Regions from separate parts of the Homo sapiens genome. Here region 1 is linked to region 2. Evidence: chromatin contacts called from ENCODE Hi-C or POLR2A ChIA-PET data. All regions are on one chromosome and are shown on one strand. The core of a region is the stretch at or near the end of the contact, and the rest is flanking DNA. Distances in the headings are between cores, read along the strand shown.

What was found. A loop is a pair of places that touch in the nucleus more often than their neighbours do. ChIA-PET counts read pairs that join two places held with the same protein, here RNA polymerase II (POLR2A). Pooled maps may share reads with other maps.
Region 1: a map of endothelial cell of umbilical vein shows a loop between it and region 2 (4-fold over the local background). The contact joins two enhancer-like sites. A Hi-C loop is called at or near these places in 11 of 168 maps with a recorded cell type or tissue (MCF 10A, PC-3, aorta and 6 more), 9 of 37 single-sample maps with no recorded cell type and 11 of 50 pooled maps. POLR2A ChIA-PET finds 5 or more read pairs at or near these places in 11 of 52 experiments (A549, AG04449, AG04450 and 8 more).

The regions. Positions count from the first base shown.
Region 1 is chr18:57,782,213-57,786,395 of GRCh38, reverse strand. The region is part of intron 1 of ATP8B1 (ATPase phospholipid transporting 8B1); the gene reads left to right. LOC124904310 (a long non-coding RNA gene) reads right to left here. Exons shown (of 2, transcript XR_007066388.1): 2 at 1-4,183. Among named protein-coding and RNA genes, the nearest start is that of ATP8B1, 19 kb to the left of the region's middle. Within about 2 kb of position 1,655, at least 8 of the 41 ENCODE cell types and tissues checked have a DNase peak (open chromatin) inside an H3K27ac peak, as active enhancers do; they include ascending aorta and endothelial cell of umbilical vein, where a contact is called at or near this core.
Region 2 is chr18:57,740,291-57,744,645 of GRCh38, reverse strand. All of the region lies in intron 1 of ATP8B1 (ATPase phospholipid transporting 8B1), which reads left to right. Among named protein-coding and RNA genes, the nearest start is that of ATP8B1, 61 kb to the left of the region's middle. Within about 2 kb of position 1,450, at least 7 of the 41 ENCODE cell types and tissues checked have a DNase peak (open chromatin) inside an H3K27ac peak, as active enhancers do; they include ascending aorta and endothelial cell of umbilical vein, where a contact is called at or near this core.

The DNA.
Region 1 (4,183 bases), core at 406-2,905, 42 kb before region 2:
GCCTGCTCCAGATTGAGAATCCCTGGCTGAGAGGCTTTTGACGAGCTGGATTCTGAAGTGATGTCCAGCCACGGCAGCAAAGGTGTGTTAGGATTCCTTAGTCCTGTCACCTTGAGCAGGTGAGAAGCAGGACAGATGTGGGCCTAGGGGTGTGGCATCCCTGAGCTATATTGTCATTGCTGGTCTATTTGTCTGTGTTTACACTAGTGGCCACCTTGGTGAGAATAGCACCTTGGCAAGACTCATGTTGTAGCTCAGCCCCCAGCGCAGTTCTTAAATTGTAGCACCTGTTCTATAATTACACATTAAATAGTAAAGTCAGAAACATGCCTTTCCACACTGATAGGTACTAGCATTAGCTGCCGTTATTAGACACATGTTTTATGAGAGAGAAGGCCATTGAACAACATCGAACCAATAATTGTTGGCTGTTTTTATAGTGACTCTACAATGAAAAGAATCCACCGTGGCCTAATTAAGTGAATTTTATGGCTTTTACTCCTTCACTAAGCTGCCAGAGGAGAATAACCAAGTTCTTTCTTGGACTTCATAACTTAGTATAATAGTCACAAACACAAATAGATACTTACGGCCAGGTACGGTGGCTCATGCCTGTAATCCCAACACTTTGGGAGGCTGAGGCATGTGGATCACTTGAGGTGAGGAGTTTGAGACCAGACTGGCCAACATGGTGAAACCCCATCTCTACTAAAAATACAAAAATTAGCTGGGCATGGTGGCACGCGCCTGTAATCCCAGCTACTCAGGAGGCTGAGGCAGGAGAGTCACTTGAACCCTGGAGGTGGAGCTTGCAGAGAGCTGAGATTGCACCACTGCACTCCAGCCTGGGCAACAGAGCGAGACTCCGTCTCAAAAAAACAAAACAGAACGAGACAAAACAACAACAACAACAAAAATAGATATTTAAAGATTTTTGCACTAACTTTTGATACTTACTGCCATACTTTGGAAATGCAACAAAAATATCGGGAATTTGTTTTAAGCATCTACTTAGGAAAAAAAGGACTCTTATGGCATTTTGGTTTGGGTTAGAGATATTTTTACAAATGTTATTTGAAATAAACACCATCCCATAACTCTGAGCTATGAAATATTTACATACAGGGGAAAATCCAGCTAACACCTATATCCACTCACTGCTCTATTTTGGGTTTATGTTGTTGTCAAAAGACAAAGGATAAAGATTTTTCAAGATCTTGTGTATTTTGGGGTTAGTATAACTCCAATTGTTTTCTAATTCGATGAGGCAGCATCCACCTTAATACTAGGTCTGGTTTTTTAAAGTCAATTTTAGGTGCTTGTCAACAAAGCCGGAACATGAGAAAATTGAAATGATTTGTGAAGCTCTTACTCTGGCCTGCCCGTGAACTTTTTGAGACAGAAGACCGGCACCAGTTTATTAAAGACTTTGTAAAAGTATACTTAACTTAGTCAACCAGATGTGACTTTTGCTCCCTGGGGAACATTTTAAGTTGTCACAATTCAGGATGCTACAAGCGTCCAGTGGTCAAGGCCAGGGATACTTCTAAATATCCTACAATATGCAGCTCAGCCTCTACAACAAAGAAGTATCTTACCCAAAACGTCACTAGGGTTGAGGCTGAGGAATTCTACCCTAAACCACGGGTAGGAGTCCTCTTAAAATGCTACGGTTTCGCAGGACTTAGTCATAGGCACGTTTCATAATACTCTCCTGCACGTTTCATAATACTCTCCTGCATGCCCCTAAACACAGCACCTCGAGCATTGAACTCTGACATCAGTTGAGAAGATGATACCCCTCTAGCTGGTGCTTAAGCCTTCTGGCTTAAGCCTGGACTTGATCTCTGACCCCTTTCTCTTCCAGACTGCACCCTGCTTTCATTTCCAATCCGTCTCCAAGGCCTGTTGCTTCTACCTCTGGAAGACCTTGACTCCACCTGATAACCTCTATCTCCGCTGCCATCCGCGAGGTTCAAGCTGTCATCCTCCCTCTCCTGGACCATTCCAGTAGCCTTCTTACATGAGGGCTACACTTCTACCCTGCCCCTTCCAAACCAGAGCACCCACTCAGATCCTGCCAACCCTTGCAGTAGCTCATGCTGTGGTTTTAACAACAGCTACCTTCTCTCCACAGCTCTCTATGCCCAGCCCGCCCTGACCCCGGCTTCCCCCTGCAAATTCCATTCTTTTTCTCCTTCAGTTTCTGAAGCATGACGAGTCCCTTCCTGTCCCAGGAACTTCAGATTTGCTGCTTTCTCGCTTGAAAAGCTCTTCCTCTGAAAGGCTCCTTATCTTTTGCCTTTTGGCCCAAATGTCATTTCTTCAGCGTAGTCTCTGCCCACCCCAGTAAAAATTAAAGTAGGAGTCCCTCCTGAGTTATGTCCTCTGCTCACTCTTTCTTTTTCAAGTAGCAAGGATGTAGAGAACAGGGGAAGCCCAGAAATACTGTTGAAATGACAACAGCTCTGTCACCATGCGCCCTTCGATGTATGGTAGAGGAGACGGCTTCTGTGTTTTCTTCAATGCTTAATTTCCTTTATTATTTTTATTTTTTTTTTAAGACGGGGTCTCACTCTGCCACCCAGGCTGGAGTTCAGTGGCGCGATCTCAGCTCACTGCAACCTCTGCCTCCCAGTTCAAGCAATTTTCCTGCCTCAGCCACCTGAGTAGCTGGGATTACAAGCGCGTGCCACCATGCCTGGCTAATTTTTGTATTTTTAGTGGAGATAGGGTTTCACTATGTTGGCCAGGCTGGTTTTGAACTCCTGACCTCAAGTGATCCACCTGCCTTGGCCTCCCAAATTGCTGGGATTGCAGGTATGAGCCACTATGCCCGGTCTTCAATTTCCTTTTATATTGTCTCTTCTTGTGAATATCAGGAGTCTTGCTTCACTTAAGGCAGCATCTACCAGGCATATTCGATATTTTTAAAGTTCTTATTCCCCACAGTCTTTCTATATTATTAAAGGAAATAAATACATAAAAAAGACTTGTTTGTTAAACCATATGTGTCCACCCTGTTGTGTGCCTGTCATCAGTTTCAAAGGACCACAGTAAGCATGTTAGAACTTTTGTTAAACATAAAGATATATAAATATTATCTTATCCATGCCTGCGTTCCATCAGATGCCCTCTTTCCCCTGTAATCTTTACAGTTTCTACTTTATAGTCTCTCTGTAGAGCATTCTTAACCTGAATAGTGTGTTCTCTGTCACCCATCATACTTCTAGGAACGTCCCCGCCTCCCTTCAGCCAGTGCATCTTTAGAAAAGACAAACTAGGCCGGGCACCGTGGCTCACGCCTGTAATCCCAGCACTTTGGGAGGCTGAGGCAGGCAGATCACTTGAGCTCAGGAGTTTGAGACCAGCCAGACCAACATGGTGAAACCCTGTCGCTACTAAAAATAAAAAAATTAGCTGGGCATGGTGGTGGGTGCCTGTAATCCCAGCTACTCGGGAGGTTGAGCCACGAGAATTGCTTGAACCCAGGAGGCGAGTTTGCAGTGAGCCAGGATTGCACCATTGCACTTTAGCCTAGGCAACAAGAGTGAGACTCTGTCTCAAAAAAAAAAAAAAAAAAAAAAAAAAAGAGACAAACTAGAATTAATCTGAGCCAGGTATCATTTAGACAGTAAATCTGTTTTCCTAAAAGAATCATATTATAGTCAAGGCTCAAACAAATAGATTTCATATTATCTGGAGCCTTTCTAAAAATGCATAAACCAGAGGTGACTGAAGAATTTTTTGTCTGTGTGTGTGCGCACCATTCATTCTTGACTTTTTGATAAATGAGATTCTCAAGTTCACCTGGGAAGCATCAAAAACATTGATGCCTGAGTTCTCCTTGCCAGAGTCTTATTAGCCAGTCTGGGATAAACCTGGCTGATTCTCTCATGCGTAGTCAAGACAGAGAATGGCTTGGAAAGTAGACAATGTAAGAGTCTACTCTTTATAGGATGCCTACACGCATAATAAAAAATTTACTTGGGTTTATGGAAATGTCTAGATATAAACCTATGGGGAAAATGATTGAAATAAATGAATGGTGTAACGTAAGGATGCTGGATTGGCGTCTGCAACGCAGCAGCTGTGGGTGGCCTTGATGAGTCTTACTTAATTTCATAGCTCATATCTGTGTAGTTATTTGCTGCTGGCAAACTATTGCTTCATCTTATTTTCG
Region 2 (4,355 bases), core at 201-2,700:
AGAGTCAATAGTAATGGGGTAAAAATGAGGCCATTGTCCCTAACAACTAAGGATGACGCTTGAACGTAAAAATAACCAGGGTTTTCTCCTGGTAACTTTCATTATTTACTATAAAAGTACATTGTGGATTGAGGCCGAGTCTCCAAAATAAACATCTGGGGAAATGACAGCATTCTTATCCTATGGGAACCAGCCCCAGTCTTTTATTTACTTTTTTTTTCCTTCATTTTCTAGACAAAAGAATGGCAGCCCCACCCTGCCTTCATTTTAAGCACATTTTTCTGGCTGCCACCACCCTAGTTCAGGCCTGTATTTCTTTCTTTTTTTTTTTTTTTTTTGAGACAGTCTCACTCTGTCACCCAGGCTGGAGTGGTGCCATCTTGGCTCACTGCAACCTCTACCTCCCGGGTTCAAGCGATTCTCCTGCCTCAGCCTCCCAAGTAGCTGGGACTACAGGCACACACCACCATGCCTGGCTAATTTTTGTATTTTTAGTAGAGATGGGGTTTCACTGTCTTGGCCAGGCTGGTCTCAAACTCCGGACCTCAGGCAGTCAGCCCACCTTGGCCTCTCAAAATGTTAGGATTACAGGTGTGAGCCACCGCGTTCGGCCCAGGCCTGTATTTCTTCTTGCTGTGGCTAGATTCATGCACTGAGTGTTGTTGCTGAGTGTGATGGTGGAGGTAATAAGGTAGAACCACTTGGTGTTCCAGGTGAAGAAACTGTGACAAGGAGATGCTGTTTCCAGGGTGACTTTTGAACAGTCTCCCTCCCAGGCTCTCACCTTCCCAGTCACCCTTCCCCCTGTCAGATGAGTGCTGTGCAGATCAGATTTCTTTCCTTTGCAGACACCTTCCATGGGCCCTCTAACTCCCTGGAATAAAGCCTTCTCAAGGCTGCATGAGCTGCCTTACTTTTGGAGGTGACTCCAAAACTACCTTTCCCCAGCTCTGCTCTTTCCCCCAGATCTCCCACCTGCGCCGGTGCTGGGCCTTTCCATTGCATTTTCCTGCCTCTGAGGTTTTTTTAGTTCCTTAATATCTCTCTCCCACCCACCCCAAGTTCTTGCTCACCTCTGTGACTCCCAGGTTGCCCAGCTCAAAAACCGTCTAGGAAATAATGATTGCTCTCACTTCACTCTTCAGCGGCATACATTGGGAAGCATTTTACATTTTAGAATTCACTGGTGTAGGATAGATCTGCCTGTAGACCTCAAAGTTTGATATTTTTTGCTTGTCAAATTCTTCCTTTGCTTAGGGTTTTCTTGTGACTAATGATGTTGTTAGTAGGTGTGGGGAAGGGAGGGAAGTAGGTGATGTTGGGAGTGGAGAGCAGGCTCTGATGCTTCCTGGGCAGAGCTTGAATTCCAATCTGAATCTACGATGCGTTCACTGTACCACAGAGAGCACAGAGCTGGGATATGTGTGGAAAGGGCCTGAATAGCTAGGAGCTAAATCACCCTGGGCAAGCTTTGAAACCACCTCAGTTTTTTCATTAGTAAGAAGGTAATGACATTGCCTGGCGACATGCCTCAGCATAATTCCATGACAATTGCATGAGACAATCTGTATGAAAAATCCTTTGTCCTGGAAGGGGCTGCCTTTTATGGATAAGAAGAAATATAATATTACTAGGAAATGCTGTGAGCCCATGGCAATGCTGGACTAAGAAATCCTTTGAACCTTAGCCAGGGGAATGAAAAAGCTGCTCATCTCTGAAATGTCAAGGTTTTGAGATTTCCCCTGTACCTTTTCTAATGACCGCATTGAAGTTGTACAGAATGAAACAAGAACCAGTCTGTTTTGTTTTTTTTTTTTTTATAGAGATGGGGTCTTGCTCTGTCACCTAGCCTGAAGTTAAGTGGCAAGATCCTAACTCACTGCAGCCTTGAGCTCCTGGGCTCAAGCGATCCTTCTGCCTCAGCCTCCCAAGTAGCTGGGACTACAGGTGCCCAGCTAATTCTTTAAATTATTATTTGTAGAGATGGGGTCTTGCCATATTGCCCAGACTCGTCTTGAACTCCTGGCCTCAAATGATCCTCCTGCCTCAGCTTCCCAAAGTGCTGGGATTACAGGTGTGAGCCACCACACCCAGGCAGCCAATCTTCCTTTGTGAGAAAGGGCTCTGGGGCGGATTTTCTGAGGAATAGGGGGTGAAGCTGTGGACTCAGAGAAGCCTTTTCTATCATATGTAAAGATCCTGGCTGAATTGTCCCCACCACAGTGATACTGTTGATACCTTAGTTTTATGTTATTTATCCCAGGCTTCTAGATTTTTTAGGTCCTGCCTTGGGAGGAAATAAAAAATGTAATCCTGTTCCTGCTGGGAACTGTAATTACGCTGTTTCTATAACAGTATAAAGTTTAAATTTAATGCAGATCTTAGATACATTTTATTACTATTGCTTCATGAGATTCTTTATCTAATTACAACTGTCATCAAGTTTGTCATTTTACTTTCAAGAATACTGAGCATTGGCCAGGCGTGGTGGCTCATGCCTATAATCCCAGCACTTTGGGAGGCCGAGGTGGGTGGATCACTTGAGGTTAGGAGTTCAAGACCAGCCTGGCCAACAAGGTAAAACCCTGTCTCTACTAAAAATACAAAAATTAGCCAGGTGTGGTGGCATGCACTTGTAGTCCCAGCTACTGGAAAGGCTGAGGCAGGAGAATCATTTGAACCTGGGAGGCAGAGGTTGCAGTGAGCTGAGATCACACCACTGGACTCCAGCCTGGGTGACAGAGTGAGACTCTGTCTCAAATAAGTAAATAAAAGAATACTGGGCAGACTCCAAACAGGGTGTGGCATGTGTCTGGACTAACTAGGAAAATAGAGAAGATTTCTGCTACCTTTTAGATGGGGGCTCTTTGGAATAACTTGGAAATAATAGTGGCTACATTGAGTGCCTGACCCTAGAATTACTGCTTGTGACTAATGGTATGTGTATTGGTTGTCGATTGCTGTGTAACAAGCTACTCCAAAACTTAACAGCTTAAACCAACACGCATTTATTATCTCACAGTTTCCATGAATCAAGTGTCTGAGCACAGCTTAACTGGGTTCTCCGTATTAGGATTTCTCACAAGGCTACAATTAAGGTGCCAGCCCAGCTGATGTCTCATCTGAAGGCAGGACTGAGGAAGGATCTGCTTTCAAGTTCATGTAGTGATTGCAAAATTCACTGCATTCCTTAAGGACTATTGGACTGAGGGCTCCAGTCCCTGCTGGCTGTTGGTCAATGCTAACTTCACATCTTGCCATGTGAGCCTCTCCATAGGGCAGCTGCTTCACCAAAGCAAGGAAGGGGAAAGAGTTGGCTGGCAACAAGAAGTCATGGTTTTTTATAACCTAATCATGGAAGTGACATCCCATTACCTGCGCCATATTCTATTGGTTAGAAGCAAGGTTCAAGCTGGGCACAGTGGCTCATGCCTGTAATCCCAGCACTTGGGGAGGCCAAGGTGGGTGGATCCCAAGATCAGAAGTTCAAGACCAGCCTGGCCAGCATGGTGAAACCCTGTCTCTACTAAAAATACAAAAAATTAGCCTGGCATGGTGGTGCACGCCTGTAATCCCCGTGACTTGGGAGGCTGAGGCAGGAGAATTGCTTGAACCAGGGAAGTGGAGGTTGCAGTGAGCCAAGATCGCGCCACTGTACTCCAGCCTGGGCAACAGAGCAAGACTCCATCTCAAAAAATAAAGCAGCAAGGTTCAGGAACTCAGGCTTATTTTAAAAAAAAGAAAATGAAGAAGAAGAAAGAAGGAAAAGGGGCTGGATATGGTAGCTCATGCCTGTAATCCCAGTATTTTGTGAGGCCAAGGAGGGAGGATTGCTTGACCTCAGGAGTTCAAGAGCATCCTGAGCAAACTAGCAAGACCTCATCTCTACTAAAAACCAAAAAAATTAGCTGGGTGTGATGGTGCACACCTTTAGTCTCAGCTACTTAGGAGGCTGAGGCAGGAGGATCACTTGAGCCTGGGAGATTGAGGCTGCAGTGAGCTTGATCACCCCAGTGTACTCCAGCCTAGGTGACAGAGCAAGAACTTGAATCAACAACCAAAAAAAAAAAAAAAAAGGAAGAAAAAAGAAGCAAACCACCTCATGTGTATGCCACACTCACAGGAAATTAAAGATGTGAACACCAAAAGGTGGGATCACTGGGGGCCATCTTAGAGTAGTAATTTATATTTAGTATGGAACATATAATAAGAAACACGTATAGCATAGAACATATAGAAATATAATTCATACTTATTATATATTACGATATGTTAAATATTTTACAGCATTGTCTTTAATAATAATAATAAACAAAATGAGGAAAAACAGATTTCGGAAATAGTCTTTCTTCTTG